Regions from separate parts of the Homo sapiens genome. Here region 1 is linked to region 2. The links are chromatin loops, found by intact Hi-C in ENCODE. Cell type or tissue: mammary epithelial cell. All regions are shown on one strand. Each heading gives the region's core, and the rest is flanking DNA. Links, peaks and the distances in the headings are about the cores only.

Region 1 (6,464 bases), core at 1,465-5,464, 150 kb before region 2:
AGACGGAGTCTTGCTCTGTCATCCAGGCTGGAGTGCAGTGGCGTGATCTCGGCTCACTGCAACCTCTGCCTCCCAGGTTCACGCCATTCTCCTGCCTCAGCCTTCCGAGTAGCTGGGACTACAGGCGCTCGCCACCACGTCCAGCTAATTTTTTGTATTTTTTAGTAGAGACGGGGTTTCATCGTGTTAGCCAGGATGGTCTCGATCTCCTGACCTCGTGATCTGCCCGCCTCGGTCTCCCAAAGTGCTGGGATTACAGGCGTGAGCCACCTCACCGGGCTGTAATTGTTTTTGAAAATATCTCTTGGCTGGGTGCAGGGGCTCACACCTATAATCCTAGCACTTTGAGAGGTTGAGGTGGGCCAGTTGCTTGAGCTAGGAGTTCAAGGCCAGCCTGGAAAACATGGCAAAATCCCGTCCCTGCCAAAAATACAAAAATTAGCTGGGCACAGTGGTGTGTGCTTGTAGTCGCAGCTTCTCGGGAGGCTGAGGCAGGAGGGTTGCTTGAGCCCAGGTGGTTCAGACTGCAGTGACCTGTGATCATGGCACTGCACTCCAGATGCCTGTCTCAAAACGCACAAAGCAAAGGGTAGGAACAGGCAGAACCAAGCGGAAGTATGCCTGACTAGTACTTGGTGAAATGCCAGCTAGACCCATGGTGAGTTACCATTTCATATTCTCATGACTAGGGTGGGGACAGGGAGGCCTGAGGCAGTCGAACCAGTGGCTAGTGAAGGTCTGGAGCGGGGAGGGAGCCTGTGCCCTGGGGCGGGAGCGTAAATTCTGAGAGCCACCGCTGGGGGGCGATTGGGCCTGGCAGGGCGTCTGCCCCGTGTCTGGGCACACAGAGGTCCGGAGTACGCTGGCGGTGGCAGTGTTTGCATAAAGTCAGACAAGACGAGAGCATCGGTGAGTAAATGCCGGTGTTCAGGCAGCGGAGTAGTCAACAGCAGCTGAGATGAATAACCGACGCGGTCTCAATATGGACAATTCCCACCCCAATTCTGTTGAATGGAACCAGCAGCTGGCGGGTGGGTGCGCATTGTGCAGCGTTTCCAAATTGTTCAGAGGCGCAGGAAAGGCCCTCGCCATCTGGGAAGGCGTAGGGGTGAGCACGGCCTCAGGGAACAGAAAGGACGGAGACAGAACTCAGGCGGCAGAGGCCTCCAGGAGACCCTGGATGGAGGGGAGAGGGCGACTCGGGGGGCTCTGAGCATGTGTTTAAGGGGAGAGGTCAGGCATGGGGCTCATTATTTTTAAAAAACCTGTTTGTATGTTTGAAATATTCAATACTAGGCCGGGCGCGGTGGCTCATGCCTGTAACGCCAGGACTTTGGGAGGCTGAGGTGGGCGGATCATTTGAGGCCAGGAGTTTGAGACCAGCCTGGCCAACATGATGAAACCCCGTCCCTACTGAAAATACAAAAAAATGAGCCGGACGTGGTGGCGCACGTAATCCCAGCTACTCGGGAGGCTGAGGCAGGAGAATCACTGGAACCCGGGAGGCGGAGGTTGCAGAGAGCCGAGATCGCACCATTGCACTCCAGCCTGGGCGACAGAGCGAGATTCCCCATAAAAAAAAAAAATCAGTAATAAAGCTCACCTGTGTATCAGGCCGCGTTCTAATAAAGCTCACCTGTGTATCAGGCCGCGTTCTAATAAAGCTCACCTGTGTATCAGGCCGCGTTCTAATAAAGCTCACCTGTGTATCAGGCCGCGTTCTAATAAAGCTCACCTGTGTATCAGGCCGCGTTCTAATAAAGCTCACCTGTGTATCAGGCCGCGTTCTAATAAAGCTCACCTGTGTATCAGGCCGCGTTCTAATAAAGCTCACCTGTGTATCAGGCCGCGTTCTAATAAAGCTCACCTGTGTATCAGGCCGCGTTCTAATAAAGCTCACCTGTGTATCAGGCCGCGTTCTAATAAAGCTCACCTGTGTATCAGGCCGCGTTCTAATAAAGCTCACCTGTGTATCAGGCCGCGTTCTAATAAAGCTCACCTGTGTATCAGGCCGCGTTCTAATAAAGCTCACCTGTGTATCAGGCCGCGTTCTAATAAAGCTCACCTGTGTATCAGGCCGCGTTCTAATAAAGCTCACCTGTGTATCAGGCCGCGTTCTAATAAAGCTCACCTGTGTATCAGGCCGCGTTCTAATAAAGCTCACCTGTGTATCAGGCCGCGTTCTAATAAAGCTCACCTGTGTATCAGGCCGCGTTCTAATAAAGCTCACCTGTGTATCAGGCCGCGTTCTAATAAAGCTCACCTGTGTATCAGGCCGCGTTCTAATAAAGCTCACCTGTGTATCAGGCCGCGTTCTAATAAAGCTCACCTGTGTATCAGGCCGCGTTCTAATAAAGCTCACCTGTGTATCAGGCCGCGTTCTAATAAAGCTCACCTGTGTATCAGGCCGCGTTCTAATAAAGCTCACCTGTGTATCAGGCCGCGTTCTAATAAAGCTCACCTGTGTATCAGGCCGCGTTCTAATAAAGCTCACCTGTGTATCAGCCCGCGTTCTAATAAAGCTCACCTGTGTATCAGCCCGCGTTCTAATAAAGCTCACCTGTGTATCAGCCCGCGTTCTAATAAAGCTCACCTGTGTATCAGCCCGCGTTCTAATAAAGCTCACCTGTGTATCAGCCCGCGTTCTAATAAAGCTCACCTGTGTATCAGGCCACGTTCCTTTAGGAAGAAACACGGAGATCTAAGGAATGCGCGCGGCTCAGGGGTGAACTGCGGGTGATTTTCCCTCTTCTTATTTGTACTTGTATGTTCTGAAAATGTCGTCTAGCTTTTGGGTAGTTCTTACCTGAGAAAAGCCAGACAGCAGGTTTTTGGCGGAAGGACCGGTTTGCACAGCGGACACACGGGAGCTGCCCTCGCGGCTTTCGGAGAAGCCTCCCCCGTGCGGCGCCTCGCGCGCCCTCGTAAGCGCGCCGCGTCTTGGGGCCGCAAGTTCCCCTCGGTTTGGGGGCGGGGTTTCCAGGTCACGTGACCGGGAGACACGCCCCCCCGCCCCGGTCCCTCAGAGCGGCCGGCAGAGGGCGCCCGAGTCCCGGCCTCGCTCGCGCGTTCGGGGCGGCTCCTTCCTCGCGCGCCGCCGGCCACATCCAGGAGGGGGCGCCGCGAGTCCTCTCCGGCGGCCCCGTCGTGGGCAGCCCGGGGCCGGCTCCTGGGCGTCCGGTTCCGCGCTGGCTGCGTTTCCTGCCCCACCTGCTGGTGTCGGCTCGTGCGTGCCTCCTCCCCTGGGTTATGGGAATGGAATACGGTCTCCAAGTAATAAAGTGAACAGGCGGCCGGGCAGGGTGACTCACGTCTGTAATCCCAGCACTTTGGGAGGCGGAGGCGGCCGGATCACGAAGTCAGGAGTTGGAGACCAGCCTGGCCAAATGAAACCCCATCTCTACCAACAATACAAAAAAAATTTAAAAAGCTGACCTGGCGCGGTGGCTCACGCCTGTAATCCCAAGCACTTTGCGAGGCCGAGGCGGGTGGATCACGAGGTCAGGAGATCGAGACCATCCTGGCTAACACCATGAAACCCCGTCTCTACCAGAAATACAAAAAATTAGCTGGGCGTGGTGGCGGGCACCTGTAGTCCCAGCTACTCCTAAGGCTGAGGCAGGAGAATGGCGTGAACCCGGGAGGCGGAGCTTGCAGTGAGCTGAGATGGGCCACTGCACTCCAGCCTAGGCGACAGAGCGAGACTCCATCTCAAAAAAAAAAAAATTTTATTATTATTATTTTTTATTTATTGATCATTCTTGGGTGTTTCTCAGAGAGGGGGATGTGGCAGGGTCATAGGATAATAGTGGAGAGAAGGTCAGCAGATAAACACGTGAACAAAGGTCTCTGGTTTTCCTAGGCAGAGGTCCCTGCGGCCTTCCGCAGTGTTTGTGTCCCTGGGTAGTTGAGATTAGGGAATGGTGATGACTCTTAACGAGCATGCTGCCTCCAAGCATCTGTTTAACAAAGCACATCTGGCACCGCCCTTAATCCATTTAACCCTGAGTTGACACAGCACGTTTCAGAGAGCACGGGGTTGGGGGTAAGGTTATAGATTAACAGCATCCCAAGACAGAAGAATTTTTCTTAGTACAGAACAAAACGGAGTCTCCTATGTCTACTTCTTTCTACACAGACACAGTAACAATCTGACCTCTCTTTCTTTTCCCCACATTTCCCCCTTTTCTTTTTGACAAAACTGCCACTGTCATCATGGCCCGTTCTCGATGGTCGCTGTCTCTTTGGAGCTGTTGGGTACACTTCCCAGACGGGGCGGCCTGGCAGAGGCACTCCTCACCTCCCAGACGGGGTGGCCGGGCAGAGGTGCTCCTCACCCCCCAGATGGGACGGCCGGGCAGAGGCGCCCACTTCCCAGACGGGGCAGTCGGGCAGAGGCGCTCCCCACCTTCCAGATAAGGCGGTGGCTGGGCAGAGGTGCCCCTCACTTCCCAGGTGGGGCGGTCGGGCAGAGGCACCCCTCAACTCCCAGACGGGGCAGCCAGGCAGAGGCGCCCCCCACCTCCCAGACGGGGCAGCTGGGCAGAGGCGCCCACTTCCCAGACCGGGCGGCCGGGCAGAGGCGCTCCTCACCTCCCAGACGATGGGCGGCCGGGCAGAGATGCTCCTCACCTCCCAGACGGGGTGGCGGCCGGGCAGAGGCTGTAATCTTAGCACTTTGGGAGGCCAAGGCAGGCAGCTGGAAGGTAGAGGTTGTGGCGAGCTGAGATCACGCCACTGCGCTCCAGCCTTGGCAACACTGAGCATTGAGTGAGCAAGACTCCGTCTGCAATCCCAGCACCCCGGGAGGCCGAGGCGGGCAGACCATTGGAGGTCAGGAGCCGGAGACCAGCCCGGTCAACAGGGCAAAACCCCGTCTCCTCCAAAAATACAAAAACCAGTCAGGCGTGGCGGTGCATGCCTGCAATCCCAGGCACTTGGCAGGCCGAGGCAGGAGAACCATGGGAGCCCGGGGCAGGGAGGCTGCAGCAAGCCGAGACCACAGCAGTACAGTCCAGCCTCGGCAACAGAGGGAGACCGAAGGGAGAGGGAGAGGGAGAGGGAGAAAAAAATAATTAAAAAGCTTTATAAGCCTGCTGGATTCTGTCAAATGCCTTTTCTAAGTCTACTGAAATGATGATGTATTTTTGTCTTATTTTATTTATTTAGAGACCAGGTCTCACTATGTTGCTCAGAATCCTCCTGCTTCAGCCTCCCAAAGTGCTGGGATCACAGATGTGAGCCACCACGTCCGGCCGTCTTTTTGTCTTTTAATCTGCTTATATGGTGAATTCCATTGGCTCATATTTCATGTTGAACCAGCCTTGCATTCCTGTGATAAATTTCACTGCGTCATGGTGTGCACTTATATTTGTATTATACATATATGTGTGCTCATGGGCCTGTGTTTCAGTGTGTGGCAATGCTGTGGGCCTACAATCATCAAAACAGCTCTGGAAAACAATGGTCAAGTGAGAGGGCATTCTATGCCTGGCTTCAAGATTTGGGTTTTTTTTTTTTTGAGATGGAGGCTCGCTCTGTCACTCAGGCTGGAGTGCAGTGGTACGATCTCAGCTCACTGCAGCCTCCGCCTCTGGGGCTCAAGTGATTCTTGTACCTCAGCCTCCCGAGTAGCTGGGATTACAGGCGTGTACCACCATGCCTGGCTAGTTTTTGTATTTTTGGTAGAGACGGGTTTCGCCATGTTGGCCAGGCTGGTCTTGAACTCCTGGCCTCAAGTGATCCACCCACCTCGGCCTCCCAAAGTGCTAGGATTACAGGCGTGAACCTTTGCACCTGGCCCAAGATGTGTTATAAAGGTTCAGAAATCCAGACAGTGTGGCATTGGTAACAGGATAGACAAATAGATCAGTGGAACAGAATAGAGGATCGAGAGTAGACCCTCACATACATGCTCAACTGATTTTGAAATAAGTGTAAGCAAATTCAGCAGAGAAAGGAGAATCTTAGCAACAAATGGTACTAGAATGACGGGGCTACACATATGAATGGAAGCTTCAATCTATACATGACAGTACATATATAAATCCATTCAAAATTTACTATTAATTTTTTTGAGATGGAGTCTCACTCTCTCGCCCAGGTTGGAGGGCAGTGGCACAATCTTGACTCACTGCAACCTCTGTCTCCCAGGTTCAAGTGATTCTCCTGCCTCAGCCTCTGGAGTAGCTGGGATTACAGGTGCCCGCCACCACACCTGGCTACTTTTTGTATTTTTAGTAGAGACGGGGTTTCACCATGTTGGCCAGGCTTGTGTCAAACTCCTGACCTCTGGTGATCCACCCGCCTTGGCCTCTCAAAGTGCCAGGATTACAGGTGTGAGCACTGTGCCTGGCCTCAGAACTTATTATAAGCCAAAATGTAAGGCCTACAACTGTAAAATGTGCGTTAAGAATGAAAAGGAGGATGTCAGTGTGACTTGGGTTAGAGAAATGATTCTTAAA
Region 2 (6,464 bases), core at 1,049-5,048:
GGCTCAAGTGATCCTCCCGCCTTGGCCTCCCAAAGTGCTGGGATTCCAGGCGTGAGCCACTGTGCCCGGCCAGTGGTGCTCTTTTATGTGTCTCATTCTGTTTCTCCAAGTCCCATATTTTCTATGTGCATCTGTCTGGCTGTGCGTCTAATGCTTTCCCTCTTTCCACTGCATGGCACCCCATCCTAGGCACATTCATCCAGCCAGTGGACGCTACCTAGTATTCTAGTGTCCTGACGAGCCAGGGACTTAGGGGACACAGCAGTGAGCAAGACAGAAAAGGGCCCTCCTTTCATGGAGTTTACATGTTACTAGGCAGGGACAGACCAGTGAACGCATAGTCGCTTTGCTGGTGGTGAGTGACGTGAAGGAGATGAGCTGGGTGATGGAGGGAGGCCGGCTCCCGCTCCAGGGTCGCTCTCTGGGGAGGCAACGGCTGGCCTGACCCGTAAACAGGTTCTTAGAAGGCAAGTGTTGGCAATGTCGGGAGAGACGTGTTTGGGACACTTCATGGGTCCACAGTCAGAGGGTGTCCCCTGTGGATCCAAAGCATAGTAGGTACAATTGAGGGGCGAGCTGGGATCTGCCGGACGCAGATGCTCCATATGCTACCACATCCGTCTCGGCCCCTTCTGGAGAAGAACGGCCACCGCCTCACTTCGGTGTGACCCAGCCACAGAGGAGAAGGTTCTGGGAAATGGGTCTCCAGCTTAGAATAAGAGAACAACCTGGCCGGGCGCGGTGGCTCACGCCTGTAATCCCAGCACTTTGGGAGGCCGAGGCGGGCGGATCACGAGGTCAGGAGATCGAGACCATCCTGGCTAACACGGTGAAACCCTGTCTGTACTGAAAATACAAAAAATTAGCCGGGCGTGGCGGCGGGCGCCTGTAGTCCCAGCTACTCGGAGGCTGAGGCAGGAGAATGGCGTGAACCCGGGAGGCGGAGCTTGCAGTGAGCCGAGATCGCGCCACTGCACTCCAGCCTGGGTGACAGAGCGAGACTCGGTCTCAAAAAAAAAAAAGAGAGAACAACCTGGCAGGTTCCTCCTCTTGACAACTCAGCACAGACGCACACTTCTTTTAAAAAACACATTTAACTTCCAAATAAAGCAAAAAACAAAGTCATGCTTCTACGTAACATGATGCAAATATTCCAACCAGAAGGGACTGAACAAAAGGTTCGTGTCATGTTATCCACATTTGAGAAGACGATCCTCGTTCTTCTAGTTTCTCTAAGAGCGTTTAACACTTGACACTGCAAAGTGCATGTTGGGGGTTGGATGACACAAATACTGAGATGAAATGTAAAGTTAACTGTTGTTAACGCATTTTATGCAGCTAGGAGGGCAATGGAAGAGGAAAAAAGCAGGAAGAACGGATAATGTCAGTACAAGTGTGACTTGTGTGAGGATAAGAAGTACTCACTTCTACGGTCACCAGGTCGTGGCTGGTACAGTCTTTATGGCCACGCTCTTCCGTCACTCCTGCGTGGTCCCTTTGCCCTCTGCAAGCACCTCTGCTGGTCGTGGTTCACTGTCTGGTGGGGTGACCCAAACGTTCCTTCCCAAAAGGCCTATGCTGTTAGCAGTTTTGCCTTATGGGGTGGTTCTGGTTTTCCAGTGGTGTTTTCTGCAAGGCTTAGAGGAGCTACGTGATATTACAGACGATCTCCTGCCTCCCAAATTTCTCCCCCTTAGCCCCATTCTGTGATCAGGTTCCAAGTTCCCCTTGTTGGGCTCAGTCAGCCGGACCAGCACAGGGACCCTCTTCTTTGTCGACCCCCTGGTGTGAGGAACCGGCGTCCAGGTGGGCAGTCTCAGCTTCCTGCGTAACGTGTCCCCTGGTGGAAACACTCCAGGGCTTTCCCAGGACCGAGGGGATTCCTAGGACATGGAACTTTCCGTTTTAAACCTGGGAAAGTCGGCTGGGCGCGGTGGCTCACGCCTGTAATCTCAGCACTTTGGGACGCTGAGGCAGGTGGATTACCTGAGGTTGGAAGTTCGAGACCAGCCTAACCAACATGGAGAAACCCCGTCTCTACTAAAAATAAAAAATTAGCTGGGCATGGTGGTGCATGCCTGCAATCCCAGCTACTAGGAAGGCTGAGGCAGGAGAATTGCTTGAACCCAGGAGGCGGAGGTTGTGGTGAGCCGAGATCGTGCCATTGCACTCCAGCCTGGGCAACAAGAGCAAAACTGAGCCTCAAAAAAATAAAAAATAAAAAAATGAAAATAAGACCGGCAAAGTCTTAAGCAAACTGGGATGAGTTGGTCCCTGGGAATCTGAGGCCTCTAGACCAACAGCGTGCAACACTGCAGGGGGCAAAACTTTCACTTGTGGCTCACTGGGGATTAACGACAATGGGAAGAAGTTGGGGTTTCCACTCCTCCACGCCTGGACCAGTGAGCCCCGGCTTTGGGAAAAGCCAGAGATTAAGTGCTGATTCAGTGGATCCGCTGCATCCAGAGGACCCCAGATCCACAGCATTGTCACTCAGCTGGTGCCAAAACTGAGCCTCCCAAAGGCCATTCCATCAGGAACACGGCGAGATCTGTGGGTTCCAGGAGCACCGGCCGGTTGCTGTCCCCAGGACAATGGCGATGCCGCCATGAGGAGCACCCCGTGGGTGGACGAGGAGCTCTGAATGTGTGGGGTGGTGGTTTGGGCAGAGGCATTGAGGGCACTGACCATCCACAGCTGGGGTGGGAGCCCATCCTGCTGGGACAAGCATCCTCCATGGTGGAGGAAGGGGCCAGTGTTGGTCTCCGCTGTTGGCTGCGCGGTGCCCAGGGTAATCCGCTTCCCACTGCTACAGCCACTTGGCCCGACTCAGGACAAGGGGAGCTGGGGAAAGAGGCTGCCTGATGCGCACAAATGGGTCATTTTGTCCGTCTGACTATTAGGGTCCCTCCTCTGCTGAGACAGGTCTTTGCACACAAATTCTTTATGCTCTGCCCACCCCAAGAGGTCTGTCTACATACCTTCACCCCGACCGTTTCATCTCTAACTTTGTAATCGTGCCCCTCCAAGTGCCTGGCCATCAGCTAGACGGTCGGCCGTGGCCGGGGCGTCCACGGAACTCTGCCTCCTCCTCCATCCTGCTTGCTGCTCGGCCCTGCGAGGACCTGCCTTTGCACCTGTCGTGCAGGCCTGGCCTCCCACACCCAGGTGAGGACCTGCCTTTGCACCTGTCGTGCAGGCCTGGCCTCCCACACCCAGGTGGCGCTGCCGTGCTGGGGCGCCCACTTCGGGGTGGTGCCAGCTTATTAGGCAGAGCCATCTGTGACCAGGGCTGCATTGTGCTTTCTGAGTCATCTGGTCCGAGGGAACGCCTCACGACCCAGTGGTGTATTTCAGAGAGATGAGGCAGAGTGAGGGGAGCTGCCTGTTCATGCCTGTTCAGGACCCACCTCCTCCACTGGCTTCCCAGGGCCCCCAGGACCTGTTTGAGCTGACCACGTGTAGACCACTTCCGTCGGTGGCATCTGCTGTGCACACCCAGCCCTGAGGCTGGTGGGTCCGACCACACCCAGTGCACGATGGCAGCCCAGGCGTTAGAATGTGCCTTTGGGGTTGGGCACGGCGGCTTATGCCTGTAATCTCAACACTTTGGGAGGTGGAGGTGGGAGAGGACGCTTGAGCACAGGAGTTCGAGACCAGCCTTGGCAACACAGGGAGACCCTATCTCTACAAAAAACACAAACATTTGCCAGGTGTGGTGCAAACCTGTAGTCTCAGCTACTCGAGAGGCTGGGGTGGAAGGATTGCTGAGGCCTGGGAGGTCGAGGCTGCAGACCTGTGATTATGCCACCGCACTCCAGACTAGGCAACCAAGCAAGATCCTGTGCAAAAAAAAAAAAAAAAAAAAAAAGAATGTGGCCCTTGGCCCTGCTCAGTATCTGGAGCCTGGTGGGGCCGGGACAGCTCTCCCCAGACGGTGGGGGCCGGGACACCTCTCTCCAGACGGTGGGGCCGGGACAGCTCTCTCCAGACGGTGGGGCCGGGACACCTCTCTCCAGACGGTGGGGCCGGGACACCTCTCTCCAGACGGTGGGGCCGGGACAGCTCTCTCCAGACGGTGGGGCCGGGACACCTCTCTCCAGACGGTGGGGGCCGGGACAGCTCTCTCTCCAGATGGTGGGGGCCGGGACACCTCTCTCTCCGGATGGTGGGGGCCGGGACAGCTCTCTCTCCAGACGGTGGGGCCGGGACAGCTTTCCCCAGACGGTGGGGCCGGGACACCTCTCTCCAGACGGTGGGGCCGGGACAGCTCTCTCTCCAGACGGTGGGGGCCGGGACAGCTCTCTCCAGACGGTGGGAGCCGGGACACCTCTCCCCAGACGGTGGGGCTGGGACAGCTCTCTCCAGACGGTGGGGCCGGGACACCTCTCTGCAGACGGTGGGGCCGGAACAGCTCTCCCCAGACGGTGGGGCCGGGACACCTCTCTCTCCAGACGGTGGGGCCGGGACACCTCTCCCCAGACGGTGGGGCTGGGACACCTCTCTCCAGACGGTGGGGTCGGGACACCTCTCTCCAGACGGTGGGGCTGGGACAGCTCTCTCTCCAGACGGTGGGGGCCGGGACAGCTCTCTCTCCAGACGGTGGGGGCCGGGACAGCTCTCCCCAGACGGTGGGGGCCGGGACCCCTCTCTCCAGACGGTGGGGCCGGGACAGCTCTCTCTCCAGACGGTAGGGCCGGGACAGCTCTCTCCGGATGGTGGGGCCGGGACACCTCTCTCCAGACGGTGGGGGCCGGGAGAGCTCTCTCTCCGGACGGTGGGGGCCGGGACACCTCTCTCCGGATGGCGTGGGCTGCAACAGCTATGTCCAGATGGTGGACCCTGGGACACCTGTCTCCAGATGGTGGCAATGCTTTGCTGAAAGTCAGTGCAGAGGCCAACCAGAGGTCCAGCCAGAAGCTCGACACAGTTCAAGCAGCACTGGATGTGCTTGGCCATGTGGCCCAAGTGGCCGAGCAGCCCATGTGGCACGTGGCCCCTAGCAGGCCTCCTCTGGTCTTGGGTTAAGGGGTTGGAGCAGCACTTCCAAATAGGGCAAAAGTTGCTTCCCAAATAACATGGGACCTACAGCACTAGGCATCGTGCCTCTTTCTTCGTGGAGGAAGGGACTGAGGTAGCCACTTGCCTTGTGCTTGGGAAGGGATGGACCACTGGGTCCCTAGACGTGCCGGAGGTGTGGGCCCCAGGTGTTCGGCTCGCAGATGCTCTAGGGAGGTGTTGAGGGCAGCGGCTACTTTCTGCTCAGCAAGTCCAGACCACACGATGCCCCCCACAGAGCGGGTAGTGTGACGTCCCTGTAAGCGAGGCCGATGACTCTGAGCTGGGAGCTGATGTTCCTGGAGGGAGGGAAGTGAAGGTGAATTGTTGGCCTTGCCTGTTGAAGGCAAAGCATCCCGATGGTCTTCACCCACAGGTGTGGAGACAAAGGCCTTCCCTGATGAATAAGCTGCCCATTGTGGGCGGCAAGCCACCCAGGTGCCGAGGCAAGAGACTGAGGACACGAGCTGTTCCAGTATAATAAAATATAAAATAAAAATAGTTACACCAGATATAGATCTTAGATATGATTATATATGAATATCATTAATCATTAGTTTGTAGCAATTACTCTTTATTCCAATATTATAACAATCCTCGCTCTATAATCATAAACTAGGAAAAACCAGGCCATACAGAGATAGGAGCTGAGGGGACATAGTGAGGAGTGACCAGAAGACAAGAGTGCGAGCCTTCTGTTATGCCCGGACAAGGCCACTAGAGGGCTCCTTGGTCTAGCGGTGATGCCAGCGTCTGGGAAGACGCCCGTTGCCAAGCGGACCGTGGTCTAGCGGTAGCGTAAGTGTCAAGGAAAAACACCCGCTACTTAGCAGACCGGGAAAGGAGGGGCTCCCTTTCCCCGGGGGAGTTTAGAGAAGACTCTGCTCCTCCACCTCTTGTGGAGGGCCTGACTTCAGTCAGACCTGCCCGCAGTTATCCGGAGGCCTAACCGTCTCCCTGTGATGCTGTGCTTCAGCAGTCATGCTCCTAGTCCTCCTTCATGTTCCATCCTGTGCACCTGGCTCTGCCTTCTAGATAGCAGTAGCAAATTAGTGAAAGTACTAAACGTCTCTAATATACAAAAATAATGGCGTAAGCTATCTTTCTCTCTGTCTCCTCTCCCTCTCTGCCTCGGCTGCCAGGCAGGGAAGGGCCCCCTGTCCAGTGGACACGTGACCCACGTGACCTTATCTATCATTGGAGATGACTCACACTCTTTACCCTGCCCCTTCTGCCTTGTATCCAATAAATAACAACGCAGCCAGACATTCGGGGCCACTACCGGTCTCCGCGCATTGGTGGTAGTGGTCCTCCGGGCCCAGCTGTCTTTTTTTTAATCTCTTTGTCTTGTGTCTTTATTTCTACACTCTCTCGTCTCTGCACATGGGGAGAAAAACCCACCGACC

Evidence for each region. A loop is a pair of places that touch in the nucleus more often than their neighbours do. Peaks named below come from ENCODE experiments on the same cell type or tissue, not always from the same donor. Only the 100,000 strongest peaks of a DNase experiment are listed, where the experiment ranks them.
Region 1: a loop joins it to region 2, with 10 times the contacts of the local background. A loop is called at or near these places in 6 of 110 quality-filtered maps.

What each region holds. Positions count from the first base shown.
Region 1 is chr11:515,450-521,913 of GRCh38, reverse strand. It overlaps a transcript of LRRC56 not described here. Among named protein-coding and RNA genes, the nearest start is that of RNH1, 11 kb to the right of the region's middle. In mammary epithelial cell, for the core only: a CTCF peak has its summit at 3,077 (motif pointing right); a DNase peak (open chromatin) is centred at 3,213; H3K4me3 peaks cover 303 bases; H3K27ac peaks cover 384 bases.
Region 2 is chr11:361,400-367,863 of GRCh38, reverse strand. No RefSeq gene overlaps it. Among named protein-coding and RNA genes, the nearest start is that of B4GALNT4, 4.9 kb to the left of the region's middle. In mammary epithelial cell, for the core only: a CTCF peak has its summit at 3,238; a DNase peak (open chromatin) is centred at 3,293.